Linked DNA regions of Homo sapiens: region 1 is linked to region 2. A link is a loop called in an ENCODE intact Hi-C map of the cell type or tissue named here. Cell type or tissue: B cell. All regions are shown on one strand.

The links. Hi-C counts contacts between places; a loop is a spot of excess contacts. Peaks named below come from ENCODE experiments on the same cell type or tissue, not always from the same donor. Only the 100,000 strongest peaks of a DNase experiment are listed, where the experiment ranks them.
Region 1: it touches region 2 in a loop (6-fold over the local background); 47 of 110 quality-filtered maps call a loop at or near these places.

The regions. Positions count from the first base shown.
Region 1 is chr4:85,080,681-85,088,680 of GRCh38, forward strand. No RefSeq gene overlaps it. Among named protein-coding and RNA genes, the nearest start is that of WDFY3, 120 kb to the left of the region's middle. In B cell, CTCF peaks have their summits at 3,937 (motif pointing right) and 4,137; a DNase peak (open chromatin) is centred at 3,921; H3K27me3 peaks cover 628 bases.
Region 2 is chr4:85,743,157-85,751,156 of GRCh38, forward strand. The region is part of intron 3 of ARHGAP24 (Rho GTPase activating protein 24); the gene reads left to right. Among named protein-coding and RNA genes, the nearest start is that of MIR4451, 25 kb to the left of the region's middle. In B cell, CTCF peaks have their summits at 4,928 (motif pointing left) and 5,127; DNase peaks (open chromatin) are centred at 385, 4,905 and 6,825; H3K4me3 peaks cover 421 bases; H3K27ac peaks cover 4,209 bases.

The sequences.
Region 1 (8,000 bases), 660 kb before region 2:
TTTCACCTTCAAGCTGATTCAGACACATAACTTTCTAGTGGATATGTTAATTTGCTTCACTATAGTAACATTTACTATCTGTATGTATCCCATCATATGTTGTAGATCTTAAATATACACAAATCTATTTTAAAAAATAAAATCTAGCTACTTCTCAAACACACAAAGCCCATTCCTATTTCTGGCCCTTTGCATTTGCTGTTCATTCTGCCCAAAGTGCTCATTTTCCAGACCTTCACATGGCTCTCTACCTTACTTATGCAGGTATCTGCACATTTTTTATCCTGGAGAAAATTTCCTTGACAACATTTTCTAAAAGAGCAACCCCAGTCACTTTTTATCCTCTTGCCCTGATTTAGTTTTCATCATACAACTAACTCTAGAACTCTTACTGCCTGACATTATATTAAACATTATTTGCTTATGTGTTTATTATTTGTCTCTTGCACTATAATGTAAGCCCCATGAGAGGAGGGACATTTATAGTGTCTTTTCTACTGAATCCCCAGTTGCCTGAAACTGCTTGACACATAGTATGCTCTTTATAACAACTTGTTGAATGAATGAATATGAATGAATGTTGTGCTAATTATTATTTGAATGTTGACTCTTCCTTTTTTTTTTGAGATAAGATCTCATTCTGTCACTCAGGTTAGAATGCAGTGGCATGATCACGGTTCACTGCAGCCTTAACCTCCCAGGCTTAAGCAATCATCCAACCTCAGCTTCCTGAGTAGCTGGGACTACAGGTGTACACAACCACACTAGGCTTATTTTTTTTTTTATGTTTTGTAGAGACAGGGTCAGTCTCACTTTGTTCCCCAGGCTGTCTTCCTATGTATTTATGCTTAACTGTTTTATGTATCCACAATCTAGTCTCCCTTTTTATTCTTATAACAAGAAATTAGATTTTGCACCAATGGGTTTTGGTTCATTAGAATATTTCTTTGGGATTTAATGACGTTTGGAATTGAGTATTCTTTTAGTAATCTCTAGTGATTCCCTCTTTCATTCCCCATGATCAGTGCTTCAAACTTTTACAAACTCATGGACTCTTTAATCCATTCAATATGCTTCTTAGTAGAATATTTTCTCACTTAGTCACTGAAAATATAGGCTGTCTTAGGTATGAATTCCCTAATATTCTGTTTTTTTTTTAAACTTCAAATTGTATTTAATTCTTCTCTTCCTTGTGCCAACTCTTGCCTCTGCTTCCTCTTAAGGGACTGCCCTGGCCCTCTGCCCCTTATGCTCATTACTACCCACCCTCTGGAAGAAGTCAACCCTTGCTATTTCTACATCTTCATTTGCCACTTGACATGATTTGGCTGTGTCCCTACCCAAATCTCATCTTGAATTGTAATTCCTTCATGTTGTGGGAGGGACCCGTTTGGAGATAATTGAATCATGGGGGTGGTTTCTCCCATACTGTTCTCATGGTAGTGAATAAGTCTCAGGAGATCTGATGGCTTTATAAGGGGAAACCCGTTTCACTTGGCTCTCACTCTTCTCTTGCCTGCTGCCATGTGAGACGTGTCTTTCACCTTCTGCCATGATTGTGGGATCTCCCCAGCCACATGGAACTGTGAGTCCATTAAACCTTTCTTTTGTAAATTGCTTATTCTTGGGTATGTCTTTTTCAGCAGTGTGAAAATGAACGAATATACCACTATTCTTGATACTGTTTTTTATATCCACAACTCTTTTATTATAAGTCACCTATTATCATCTAATCATCAAGTCCAATAATTTCTTCTTCATCTCCATACCACATGAACTTACTTTAATTTTGATTTTGTTGATCCATCTTACATCTTATACCACCACCACGTTTTGTTTAACTCTTTGTCTTCTTGTTACTCTTCATAAATATTTGGTAAGCATATGTAATTTATTTAATTTCTTCCTGTTTTTCATATACAACCAAAAATATGGGTGCTAGCCAAAGTCCTATGCTCTGGTGCTAGTGATCAAAACCCAATTCGGAACAACCGAAGCAATAACAGAATGTAGAGTGGGCCTCATTCATGGACTCCAATGTCATCATCAGACTCTCTCTGCTATGCGTCCTCCATTCTGTGAGTCCCATGTAATGACAAAGTTGACCACTAAGTGCTCTCAGCTTATATTATCTTTATAGCTAACAAGCTGGGGAGAAGCGACTACCTTTTTTCTGTTATCTTTACAGATAGCAGATGTTCCCAATAACTTTATAGATGTCTATAGTTACTTACTGGCCCAGCTTAGGTTCTGAGATCATCCCTGAATCAGTCACTACGATCAAGGGATGGGAGGACTTGGAATTACCAGTCTTGGATCACATACTCACTCCTGCAGTTGGGATTTGGGCCATGTCTCTCTCAGAAGCACATGACCTGAGAATGGGAGAGGATTGGGTCTCCAAAGTGATACCGAGTATCTTCCCTTCCTATTTTTTTATACGTATTCTTGGGTTATCATGTCAACTGCTGTAGCTTCTACTATTATCTATTAGTTGGTATTTTGCAAGTCTCATAATAAGAATGAGCCTAAATAAACTAGAAAGCCACTGGAAAATTAATTGGAGCTAGAGGCACTGCTCCAAAGGCAATGGTTGATACTAATGAAAAAAAAAAAAATAAAAGCATAACGTTCAAAGAGGATGTCACACTTATATGTGGTTTGCAAAGTATCACTACCAGATACCAAAGTATCACTACCGGAATCAGGCAAATCATAATAATTCAATAGCTGAGTAGGTAGATATTGCCAATATTGCCCCAATTCAGGTAGATTTCCAGGACTTCTTTGCAGTCTCAGAAGAAAGCCCGCCCGAGGCAGGTAAAAAGCAGGATCTGACCCTGCAGCTGAAGGAGGGCTGAGTGGGAACCAGAAGGGGCATCAGGGGCCTAGTCAGGCAGGTTGGTTTCCAGTAGAAGACCCTAGTCCTGGGGATAGACCAGGGAAGCAAATACATACGCTGGGAAGAACATAGAAAGTGGCAGACAGGAGACTAATACAGGTGGGACCGGTACAGAGAGGAGATGGGTATTGAAAAAGTAGTTGCTTGGGGTTACACTCAGGTTTTTTTTTTTTTTTTTTAATGTAACAAGTACCACAGCTCATTGTAAATATAACTTTGCTATAATCCAAAGTATTGTGAATACTCAAAGATAGGCTTTTGAGAACTTCTGTTCCTACCAATTGCATTTCAGTTTTCTTCTTTGTAAATAAAAAATTACAAACAAAACATTCAGGTTGAATTAGCTAATCTCTAAATTATCTTCTCAATTATACATACCTATAATTCTATGAGTATTCAAAAATATAATTAATAACTTAAGTGAGGGCAAAGATTTTTTTCTGGTTTTCTTTCTCCAATTAAGTCAATACCTAGAGCAGTACTTTACACAAAAAAAATTTCTTAAATTTGAAAGAACGTTGTGCATGGGAAAATAAAAAGTGGGCTATTGAATTTACTCTCCTCTGAATTAAGGAATAAGATTTAAAAATATTTTTGTAATATATGACATGAAAAGGGGATAATAAGTTTAACTGGAAACCTGTAGATTTCATAACTATTGTAAGAAAACTATGATAGTAGTAAGTCAAAGACATGTCTATTGCTAATTTTCAAACAAATTTGCTTTCGGTTTACTTGGCTGGCCCTTGATCTTGCCTTAAAGGAAGAAAGGAGGTGGACAGAATCCTAAGACAAAATGTTTATGTTTTAATATTAATTTTAATTAGCTTTAATTATTTAAAAAGTCCATTATACAGTATCATCCTGTGGACGACTTTTTACCACATGATGGTATAATGTAGGAAATTTTGATTTAAGTAAGAAATCAAGAATTTCAAGTTGTCTTTTTTAGAGCCGAAATCATACTTGTTGTTATCCTCAAGTTGTAAGACCAAATTTTGCCACTAGGTGGCAAGAGTTGCAAGTTGAAAGGCAGTGGTGTTACCAGACATGAAGTATACTGGCTGATGCGTACCTGTATACCAGCTTATTTTTGTGTGCAAGTATATTAATCTTAGAAACTCTTACTAGGAGAAAATAAATTTTATTTGGGTCTTTACTTCTGAAAGCCATATAATAAAATAGAAAACAGGCATAAGCTCTTAGAATAAAGAAAAGAACAATAGTTTCTCTTAATTGCAGTGATTGGATATTGAGCTAAAACATTAGGGAGCATAAGTAAAGTTAGCCTTAGGCAAAACTGCAAAGTGGTGGTTTCATTCTCCTCTCTGGTATCCCCTAGGAATCAAAAGAGATGGTTTTCAACTTTCCTCATTCTCTTTTAGAAAGTTCCCTCTCCCAGCTGCTGCTGTTCCTGCTGTCCCAGCTGCTCCATTGTGGGCACTTACCACACTGATTTTTAATTCTACCTTCATCAAAACATGCCTATTCTATGTCTCATCCTTCTGGAGTCAAAACCTTGAATGCAGGCTAATCAAAACACAAACCCATTTCCATATTTTAATAAGGACTTCAGATTTAATGGAGAAGTAGCTCAATTTTGTTTCATTGTGTTACTCCTCTCTTAGTAGATACACTACATTTCCAAATGGGTTCTGTTAGTCATGATCTGAGCAGGAAACAGAAGGCACGCTTGACAGATGGGGTAACTGGAGAGAATTTAGTAAAGGAACTAGTTAGTGAATTCCCTAAATGAAGAGCTCAGGGACATCAACAAGTGATAGGGAACCACTGTGGGACTATTCACAGTGAGAAATTATTACCATTCCTTGCCACGGAGTAGACACCTTCCATAAGGAGCTGTGAATATAGAGAGAAGACTGCAGCTACTACAAACCTGAGGCGCCCATGGGGAGTGTGTGAGGGGGATGGTGAGGATTAAGTATTCTGACTTTTCTTTCCTTCCACTGTCTGTCTGGTTTCCTGAGTTGCTCTTTATTGGGAAGATCTTAACCAGAAGCCGGAGGGCAAGGGAGCCTTGAGATGTGGTACACAGAGATCAACTCTTTGGGTCCAGAACAGGAAGAAGAAATTAGAGACTGAATCTGGAAGGGCAAATGAGAAAATCCACCCCAAGGGAACTTTGATAATAGTGCTTAAAAATGGCCTTTAAGTAGGGAGTTTCAACTGACCAGGCTTGTTGGCAAGTGGGCCTGAATTTATCACTCAGATCACATTAGCTGGGCAGATCAATGTTCTACAAATGTATTTTCTCCTGTCTTCAGATATACTTGGTAAATATCACATAGTAAATATCTATTAATTTATGATTGTCTTTGCATACCAACACATAACTAGGTGGTTTGTTAGGATATTTGATCCTAAAGATCTTGCAAGTGCTTTCTCTCATCTTCATTAGTGGTTTTTAATGTAGCAAAAAACACAATACTCTATCCCCCATAATTCTAAAAAAAGAAGCTTTGGGAATGCAAAAGTAAACACAAACTGTATTATTTACTATGCCAATTTAACAATTCCAGTTTTCATACAACATGTCCAAATCTTTTGTTAAAGAAACCTTCATGCCAGAATTCATTATATATACAGAAATATAGATCCAGGCAATTTCTACTACGCTAACTTAAGCTTGCCTGGTGGCAGAACTATAGCTTGAACAATAGCTAGCTTGATAGGCTAGTTCTTTTTCTTCCTCCATGCAAAATAGTTCTGCCACTTTTATACTGAGGAAAAGAACATAGACCACGAGAGGGACTGAGAAGCCAGAGAAACATACCCTGGAATCTCTCAGGTTTGGTTTGGAAGCTTTCACAAAGGATTGATATCAAGCACATGCTCAATATTTTGCAGACAGTAGACAATTTCTGCTCTACTAGGTCTTAAATAAAAATAATTAAAATTAAAACACAAAATGAATTTTCTTTTTTCTTTTTCCTTGGCCCAGATTGTTCTACTATTAGAAAAGATTTGTATGTCCTGAGAGAATCTGATAGCAAAGGTTTAGAAACGCTTTACCATCCCAGACTGCTAACTGCTTACTAGTATACTGAGGAGACATTTTATAAGTAATTTGGATTTTGGTCACCCTCTGACTTAGACCCTCAATTCTTCTGGTACTTACCACCAGGTTGCTAAGCATCTAGAGTAAACTAGGCCATCCTTGGTGCTCTTATTTCTTATTTTAGACATTCTGCAGGCAAATTTATGTAAGCTCACTGCTCCAGCAACCAAGTATACACAGATGACACTCAGTTGAAACATTCTCTTCAGGTTCAAACACAACTGCTTCACAACCTACTTTGCTAATCCTCTTTTCAGATAAGGCCACCATAATCTCCCTGTGAGTAATCATCCATGCCACCTTCTCCGTTACTTTCCAGTAAGTCACTCATTTCCCTTTGCTCCATCAGTTCTGCTGGAAGTCCCTTTTCTGCATCCTCTCTGCCACTGCTCTAGGTCAGGTCCTTTTCTTCTGGCCACGTGCTGTGGTCATACTGAATTACTTGCTCTTCTCCAAATACAATCAAGGGGTACATTGGTTTGGTTCAGAAAGGCAAGACAACTTGAAGTGGGGCAGGGGGTCGAGGTGAGGGGTGAGGGGCTTCCAGGTTATAGGTAGATTAAAAAAAATTCTGGTTGACAATTGGTTGAGAACTAGGATCAATAGAAAGGAAATGTCTGGGTTAAGATAAAGGAATGTGGAGACCACAATTCTTATTGTGCAGAGGAAGCCCTAAAGTAGCAGGCTTCAGAGAGAATAGACTGTAAATGTTTCTTAATGGACTTAAAAAGGGTGCCAGACTCTTAGTTGACTATCTTCCAGATCCGGAAAAATGCATGGAAAAAAGGGAAGAAGTGATTCTCTACAGAATGTGGATTTTTCCCCACAAGAGATGACTGCAGGGCAGTTTCCAGATATGGCAAGGAAATACATTTGGAGTTAAAATATTTTTTATTTCCTTCCTTATTTGTCATGTGATATTATGCCAGAGTCAGTTTGGAAAGTGAGCCACATTATTTAGGGTTAAATAAACTCCTCTGATGAGACTTTATGGTTTGTAGGGCATGACTCCCCGAGCCCTTTAGATAAGACTTTAGAGAAGAGAAGAAAAAAGTTCAGAGTTTAGTCCTCAGTGTCTTGTAAAGAGCATGAAACTGAACACTTAAAAAAATCTAACATGGTAATCTTTCTTTATTGGTAAATGTAAACATTTAATTTTCAATTTTATGCTTAAGGTAATTTATAACATATTTGACTTTAATGCCTCCATTTTATTTTATAGTTTTTATTTGTCCTTTATATATATTTTTGCTTTTTCTACCTTCTTTTCAATAGATCAAGGTTTATAAAATTCCATTTTAGTGTATGTGCATTATCACTTTCCTAACTGATATGGTTTGGCCCTGTCCCCACTCAAATCTCATCTTGAATTGTAGTTCTCGTAATCCCCATGTGTTGTGGGAGGGACCTGGTGGGAGGTAATTGAATCGTGGAGGTGATTACCTCTATGCTGTTCTCTTGATAGTGAGTGAGTTCTCATGAGATCTGATGGTTTTATAAGGGGCTTTTCTCCACCTTCTCTATGCACTTATCTTTGCTGCCACCATGTGAAGAAGGATGTGTTTGCTTTCCCTTCTGCCATGATTGCATGTTTCCTGAGGGCTCCCCAGCCATGCTGAAGTGTGAATCAATTAAACCTCTTTCCTTTAGAAATTACCCAGTCTCAGGTATGTTTTTATTAGCAGCATTAGAATGGACTAATATGGTAAATTAGTACTGGTAGAGTGGAGTGCTAATATAAGGATACCTGAAAATGTGGAAGCGACTTTCGAACTGGGCAACAAGCAGGGGTTGGAATAGTTTGGAGGGCTCAGAAGAAGACAGGAAAATGTGGGAAAGTTTGCAACTTCCTAGAGACTTGTTGAATAGCTTTGACCAAAATACTGATAGTGATATGAACAATGAAGTCCAGTGAGGTGGTCTCAGATGGAGAAGAGGAACTTGTTGGCAACTGGAGCAAAGCTGACTCTTGTTATGCTTTAGCAAAGAGACTGGCAGCATTTTGTCCCTGCCCTAGAG
Region 2 (8,000 bases):
TATCATATAATTCAGCTAAAAAAAAAATCATGGTACTTAAGTGGGAGCTAGAGCACATCACTGCCTTTAAGAAGATATTTAGGGGAATAAAAGAGGTCTGGGACCTCGGAGGTGAAACTGAGAGAAAGACAAAGGGACTTCAAATCAAGCATTTGAAAGAGCCAATGAGGGGCCAGATGTGGTGACTCACTCCTGTAATCCCAGCACTTTAAGACGCCAAGGCGGGATCCCATCTCAAAAAAAAAAAAAAAAAAAAAAAAAAAAAAAAAAAAAAAAAGGCTGGGCATGTTAGTCCCAGCTGTTTGGGAGGGTGAGGCAGGAGGATCACTTGAGCCCAGAAGGCTGAGTCAGCAGTGAGCCATGATTGCACCACTGTACTCTAGCCTACGTGACAGGGCGAGATCCTGTCTCAAAAACAAAACAAAACAAAAACAGAAAAGAAAGAGCCAATGAAACAAAACCCACAGAGAAGAGAAGCAGAACTGTTGTACCAAAGTAACAGTTCTCAAATCTTTATTTTCTTTCTTTTGTGATAAGACACACAGGCCAAATAAGACTGACTGCAAGTTAGCACAAGAGTGCAACGACTCTATGTTATCCTGGCTCCCTCATTCAAGGAAACACGCCAAAACTTAAGTAAAAATAATCTTAAAACAACCTTAATTATAAATAAGCAAATCTCTTACAAATGGCACTACTTTATCATTAATTAGCAACTACTAAGTTGTAGCATATAACACAGAAGTATGGTATCAAGACTGAAAACTAATTGATTATTTAATTCCTAGCATCTTTTCAAGTTCTCAAATCCCAAGATTTGCCTATGGTTGCCACCAAGAGCTATGGAATTATTGTTTGGTAGGTGATTTTCATCCTCCATATTAAAAACAAAAACAAAAACAAAACCATTCTTTTTAAGGAATTCATCCATTTGTAGATGCATCTGTTTCCAGTGGTTCCAGTGTGTTTGTTTTGATTATCACATATGAATTCAGCTTTGTCCAAATATTTATAGAAAAACATAGAAGCCATGTTCTACTTGAAAAGTGCTTTTCATTTTGTAAGACCCTTGAGTACTTTACTTGTAATACCACAATTCAAACATATTTGGATTAAGCTTCAATCCTGGAGAGGCAAGGAGTCTGGCTTATGTTCCTTGGAATGGTTATTTGCTTGATTTTGAATCCCATAATCCCTGAATCTATGAATTTTTAGGATTCTGTTTTTAATCTCAGTCACATACTCACTCTATATGTGTGAGAAAGATATAAGGCCCAAGTCACAAAATAAATGAATAGAATTTCTTAAATGAGAGCAAAAAATTAGTACTCTTGGAGCACAAATTCAAGGAGAATGGATCTTTAGCATATTGGTTGTTAAATGCTACCCCAGTGTTTAAGGAGAGAGAAAAGACACACAGAGAGATAAAGAGAGGTTGAGCTGGGAAGCAGATGACTGAGGTCTCTCCTAAACCCTCCATCCTCCACCCTCCACGCGTTAGAGGCAAACCAAGAAGTTACTTGTAGCTGTGACATTCCTGACTGACAGGACTCCAGAACAACTTGTAACAAAAGAGACTTGAATCATCTTTCATATTGGTTTGGGATATTTTTTCATTATGTATTGCTGCTTTTTAAAATGGTTATTTAGTCTTTTAAAAATATATCTTTCCCCATGCATGCCATTTGTTTGTTAAGTCCTTATTTCAGAGAATTCTTAAAGGTAGTCCAATCATTAGAGGGAATTAGCCAGGCGGTACAGAATATCATATGCCAGCCTCCACTAAACAGCTAGACAAGTCTAAATGTGCCCTCCATTTTCAGAAGCCTTCTTTAATCCAGTCTCAATGCTCTCCACTATTAATTCCAAACAATGTTTAAATATGAGTGTGAGGTTAAAGCAAGGTGCTTTCATCCTTAAAGTGGTTGTCATTGTCAGATATGAGTAAATTTGTGCCCAGGAAAACGTGAAAAGGAGAGAAGCTTATAAATTTAACCAGCGGCCGGGAATGGTGACTCATGCCTATAATCCCAGTACTTCAAGAGGCCGTGGCAGGAGAAACACTTAAGACCAGGAATTTGAGACAAGCCTGGGCAAGATGGCGAGAGACCCCAGTAACTACTAATATATACCGTAGTATATATATAATATATAGTAGTATATGTATATATACATATATACATATATATGTATTATAGAGTATATGTATTATATTGTATACATACATGTGCATATATAATATATATAGTAGTATATATACATATATATAATATATATATACACATATGCTGGGCATGGTGCTGTGCACCTGTGGTTCTCAGTTACTCAGGAGTCTGAGGCAAGAGGATCCCTTCACTCCAGGAGTTCAAGGCTTCAATGAGCTGTGCTTACACAACTGTACTCCACCCTGAGTGACAGAGTGACACCTTATCTCTTAAAAAAAAAAAACTATAAGAAAATAAAATCAACAAGTACATCCTGTGTACCTACTTGCATACTACACAGTATGAAAGACATAAAAAGTGAATAAAACATAGTCCTTGAACTTGTGAATAATCTCATAATAATCTAATGGGCTACAGATTACCAAACTAAGTGTAATACATAGAAGAATGTTCTTCATGCTAAATAAAGTCCTGGAGAAGTTTGTTGGAGGGAAAATTTCTATTACGTGGCAAGAATCTATAAGTTTCCAAGTTCTGCAGATTATTCTAATGCCTAGCCTGGCTCTGCAGCATGATGCTAGGTACTATGATTCCAAAACCCAGTGCCTTCCCCTGTAGCCTGACAGTCCAGTGGACTAAGAAAATAGGCATGCCAGCAATTGAACACATTTACTGTTAAAGGCAATTTGATGTAAGTTAAAGTCAAGTCGGGGTAGGTTTTTATTTGTTTTGTTTTGTTCTCATATAATTCTATAGATTTCCTAGGAGTCGTGAAGGAGGAAGTAGTGAACACAGTAATATAGATACCTGCTTTTTTCACTGTGTACTTTTCCCAAGTGGGAAAGAAAGGGCAAGCTAGGGAATTGGGGCTAAATTCCTCCTTAGCGATATGATGCCCAGTTTCCAGGAATGGATAGGCAGGGCTGGGAATCTGCTTCCTTGTTAAGAATCATTTAGTGTTGCAAATATTAAAATTGTGCTATGCAGCCCTCCTTCTTTTGAGTATCTGACTGATTCTTCATGACTTCTTCATTTTCTATTTTTCTACAAACTTATCCATCCTGTAAGCCCAGCTCCTCTACCAGCAAACCTCAAAATAACCAACTCCAAAATACTTAATTTCAAGAGAAGCATTTTTTCTTATACTAGTTCTTGTGTTTGTTGTATTTCCTTTGTATGATTTCATTTTTTTTTAACATTCATGTCATACCCTAACCTCTATTGTGATGTCCTTGGAGGCAGGGGCTATATTTTGTGCCTGCATGTATCTTTTAACCACACGCCTGAACAGGAGAGGCACTCAGGTTGTTTGATTGGCTTGTTTGTTTTGTTGTGTTTTGTTTTTTTTAGATGGAGTCTCACACTGTCACCCAGGCTGGAGTGCAGTTGTGCGATCTCGGCTCACTACAACCTTCACCTCCCAGGTTCAAGTGATTCTTCTTGCCTCAGCCTCCCAAGTAGCTGGGATTACAGGTGCCTGCCACCATGCCTGGCTAATTTTTTTTGTATTTTTAGTAGAGACGGGGTTTCACTATGTTGGGCAGGATGGTCTCGATCTCCTGACCTCGTGATCTGCCCGCCTCAGCCTCCCAAAGTGCTGGGATTTCAGGAGTGAGCCACCGCACCCAGCCTGATTGGCCTGTTTTAATGGGAAACCATTAATACAGGACTTCAGGGATCTTATTTGTATATAACTAAACCATGGCTGGGACATCACTGCCAGTCAGTACAAATGCATATGAGAGTAGCTGCTTCTTTCTTTTAAAACCATTATAAACAGCACTAGAAACATTTTCTCCTACTTTTCAGGAAATGCCTGGAGCAACATGAGCAAAGCTAACTTTTAAAATAAGCTCTTTCATTTTTTGCTTTTTAAATCTCCTATCATCAGTTTACGTTTCACTTATGTTTTAAAATGTGATCATATTAAAATATCTTTAGAGTAGAAAGTATCTTGTATAGCTTTTGAAAAAAATCCTTTTTTGGGAGGTAATCTTGTTAGATATCTTTTGTATTTTATTTAGCAAAAAAAAGCACTAAGCACAAATAAAAACAAAATTGAACCGCCTACAATATGGCATTAAAATAGCTGAAAATTGAGGCCGGGGGCGGTGGCTCACACCTGTAATCCCAGCACTTTGGGAGGCCGAGGTGGGCGGATCACGAGGTCAGGAGATCGAGACCATCCTGGCTAACGCGGTGAAACCCCGTCTCTACTAAAAATACAAAAAATTAGCCGGGCGTAGTGGCGGGCGCCTGTAGTCCCAGCTACTCGGGAGGCTGAGGCAGGAGAATGGCGTGAACCCGGGAAGCGGAGCTTGCAGTGAGCCGAGATTGTGCCACTGCACTCCAGCCTGGGCTACAGAGCTAGACTCTGTCTAAAACAAAAACAAACAAACAAACAAACAAGCAAAAGCTGAAAATTGAATATCTGCTCTTTACATTTAGATTCTGAAATAGAATAATTTGTAATTTTTTAAAATATATTTTAAAATCATTAAGGACAGAACCTAAATCATCAGGACAGAACATTTTATAAAAATGGTGCTGTGAATAAGTAAAGAAGATTTGGAGGGGACAATGTTTTAAAATTTTGTGAGTGACTTTAAAAATAAGAGCGACAAACCAGGTATCCTTTAAAACCAATTAGACTTTTAACCTAGCAGCTTATATCTGTTCATGCCTAGATTGTTTGGCTGTGTGGAAGTAGTTTCTTAGTTGACAGATACAAAATACACAGCAATACTGCCCTCTACAGGTTCCCTGTAAGGCAGGCACTTGTCTTGCAAGTTTTTAAAAGAACCCTAACCTAGAGGAAAGACTTCAAGTGCTTTTGGCTTTGATGTCTTTAACACCAGTGAGCAACCTGGCCATCCCCTACCTCTATGCATGTTGACCACCTACTCCAAACAAATTACACAATCCTCCTTGTTTCTCCGAGCATATGGTATTAATAGCTCTTAAAAGATTTTTACTCTGAGGTCCAGTAGAAATCCGTAACTCCCTTTCTCATACATATGCCATGCTGGGGTTAAGAAAATATTCTGATAGGCCAGAAAGATAGTTAAATATACAAAATCTGGTGAATTTGTTCAAGATTGAAAGCAGTGATACTGCTTTATAGTCACATCTTTTATTTGTAGTACAGAAAGTAATTGTAGATTAAACTCAGTTGTTCCTGATAACAAAAACTTAAACTTAGAAAGAATATATGATCCAGACAAAATTAACAGCCAAGTATTTGGACGTTTAAATAAAATGGGAGTATTTTTAAATTGTGGATATATGAGAGACACAGTAAGAAACTGATATATGATGCAATATATGCAAACTTTGAAAAAAGATTTACATAAAAATAAAAATGCCAAGAGAAAGAAATATGTTTTATCTCCCAAGTATGATGCAGAAAGACAGTATTTCCTGTGCATAAGAGCAAAATTAGAATGGGTTCAAGTCTCAGTGTTGTTCTATACTGTGGAACTTTGGCAGGTACTCAAAGAAAACTTGCCACAAAGCCTCAGGATCAGCCTGAACACTTTACTTGACAGTCTCTGACACAGTGTTTCTCTCCGGCTCTTGTCCTCATGTATCCTGGCACATCTGCATCATTCCTGTTTCTTGTCAGGCTGTCTCTCCCTCAACGTGGCAGAATACGGTCACCAACAACTCTAAAGATGTTACACCTCTAGTCATACAGGCATACCGGATGGCTTTTTCTTAGCTCTTACCCCAAATTTCTGGGAACAGGACTCCAGCCCAACATGAAATTGAGCATGAAGTGCTCTATTGTGACTAATCAGCTATGGCATCAGGATAGGGACTTGCAGAAGACACACAAATCTAATATGTTGTCTTTTTCTCATTTGCCGAAGGTAGATTCTAGGAATTCCTTCAACTCTTGCTCTACAAGCAGTCTCCAGTTTACTAAGCTTTACATTCAAATAGTTGCTTCTTAGTTGTTGATTGGAATTCAGAAAACATTTCCTGTGCCAACTATGTTATTCCATATTGTTATGTCCTTAGAAGAGTCTCACTCCATTGCGAACAAACAAAAATTTTAAAAAGCTAGACTTCTATATGTCTGAAAAATTATTACCAGTTGATATAGGAGTCATAGAAACCACCCACCAAAGATTTTTCAGGACTGCTCTATTCTCAGACAATCTTGTCGGATTGTCAAACTAGGCATGCCTCTTTATTGTTTGAAAACTACAACCCCCACAGATACAGTTTTTTGTTATTGTTGTTGTTGTTTGTTTTGTTTTTTGAGATGGAGTTTCACTCTTGTTGCCCAGGCTGGAGTGCAGTGGTGCAGTCTTGGCCCACTGCAACCTCCCAGGTTCAAGTGATTCTCCTGCCTCAGCCCCCTGAGTAGCTGGGATTACAGGCACCTGCCACCACGCCTGGCTAATTTTTTGTATTTTTAGTAGGGACAGGATTTCCCCATGTTGGTCAGGCTGGTCTTGAACTCCTGACCTCAGGTGATTCACCCACCTCAGCCTCCCAAAGTGCTGGGATTACAGGCGTGAGCCACCGTGCCTGGCCTCCACAAATATAGTTTTAACCATAGGTTGTAGTGTTAGTTTTAAAGAACAGTGAGTTCAGAGTTTCCTCTCTGTGGTCTCAGCAGCAGCAGCAGCAGCGGCAGCAGCAGCAACCCTCTCTCAGTCATGCATCCATCCATGACTGCATGCAGACAGACATCCATCCACCTGCCCCTCACGTACTGTGCCTGGCACTGTTCTAGACTCCAGGGAGACACTATTAAACATGATGAAATGTCAGCTGTTCTGGAACTTGTTTTTTGGTAGGAGAAAATTTAAAAATAAGCAAATATATAAATAATCGTCAGTTAATGTATAAGTGTCAGTTAGTGATAAGTGCTATGTTTTTCTTTAAGTAAAATAAATCAGGGAGTTGTGATATGGAGTGATTTGGGAGTCTATTTGGATAGTGAGATCAGAGATTTCTAAATATCTATTCAGCAGCTATGGTTCTATAGCCAGGACAAGGGGCTCCAGCAGGGAGCATTAGGAACCCAGGAGACTGGGAGGGTCAAGATGACTTGTTATCTTGCCCCATGACAGATACTTCTTAATCCCAGAGTGGCTCCATCTCACCCTTTTTCTAGAGCCCAGGGGATTAACATGACTCTTTTCATTCCTTTTTTTTTTTTTTTTTTTTTTTTTTTTTTGAGACAGTCTTGCTCTGTTACCCAGGCTGGAGTGCAATGGCACAATCTCAGCTCACTGCAACCTCTGCCTCCCCGGCTCAAGCAATTCTCTTGCCTCAGCTTCCCGAGTAGCTGGGATTACAGGTACGCACCACCTCGCCCAGCTAATGTTTGGATTTTTTGTAGAGACGGCATTTCACCATGTTGCCCAGGCTGGTCTTGAATTCCTGACCCATCAGGTGATCCACCCACCTCAGCCTCCCAAAGTGCGGGGATTACAGATGTGAGCCACTAGGCCTGGCACCATTCATTCCTTTCTATCTTTAGTCATTGTTTCTTCCACTAAAAAATGTTCCTCTTCCCTGTTTCACTGCGGGGCAGAAGTCTCAGAGATCTCTCTTCTCTTCTACACAGTTTTGTTGCAGGTATCAAAGAGTGTTTTCTTTGCCTTTCATAATAATTTTTAGAATACTACACAAAGAATAAAAGAAAAAATTAAATGCCACAAAAGAATACACATAAAAATAAGTTTTTCCTGAGTTACAGCCTTCAAATCATCAATCTCTCTGCCCAGATTTATAGACATATATGTGTGTGCACATTATTTATGTGTTTATTTATAAATCAATATGATTCACATATAAGCATTCACTTGTCAATTT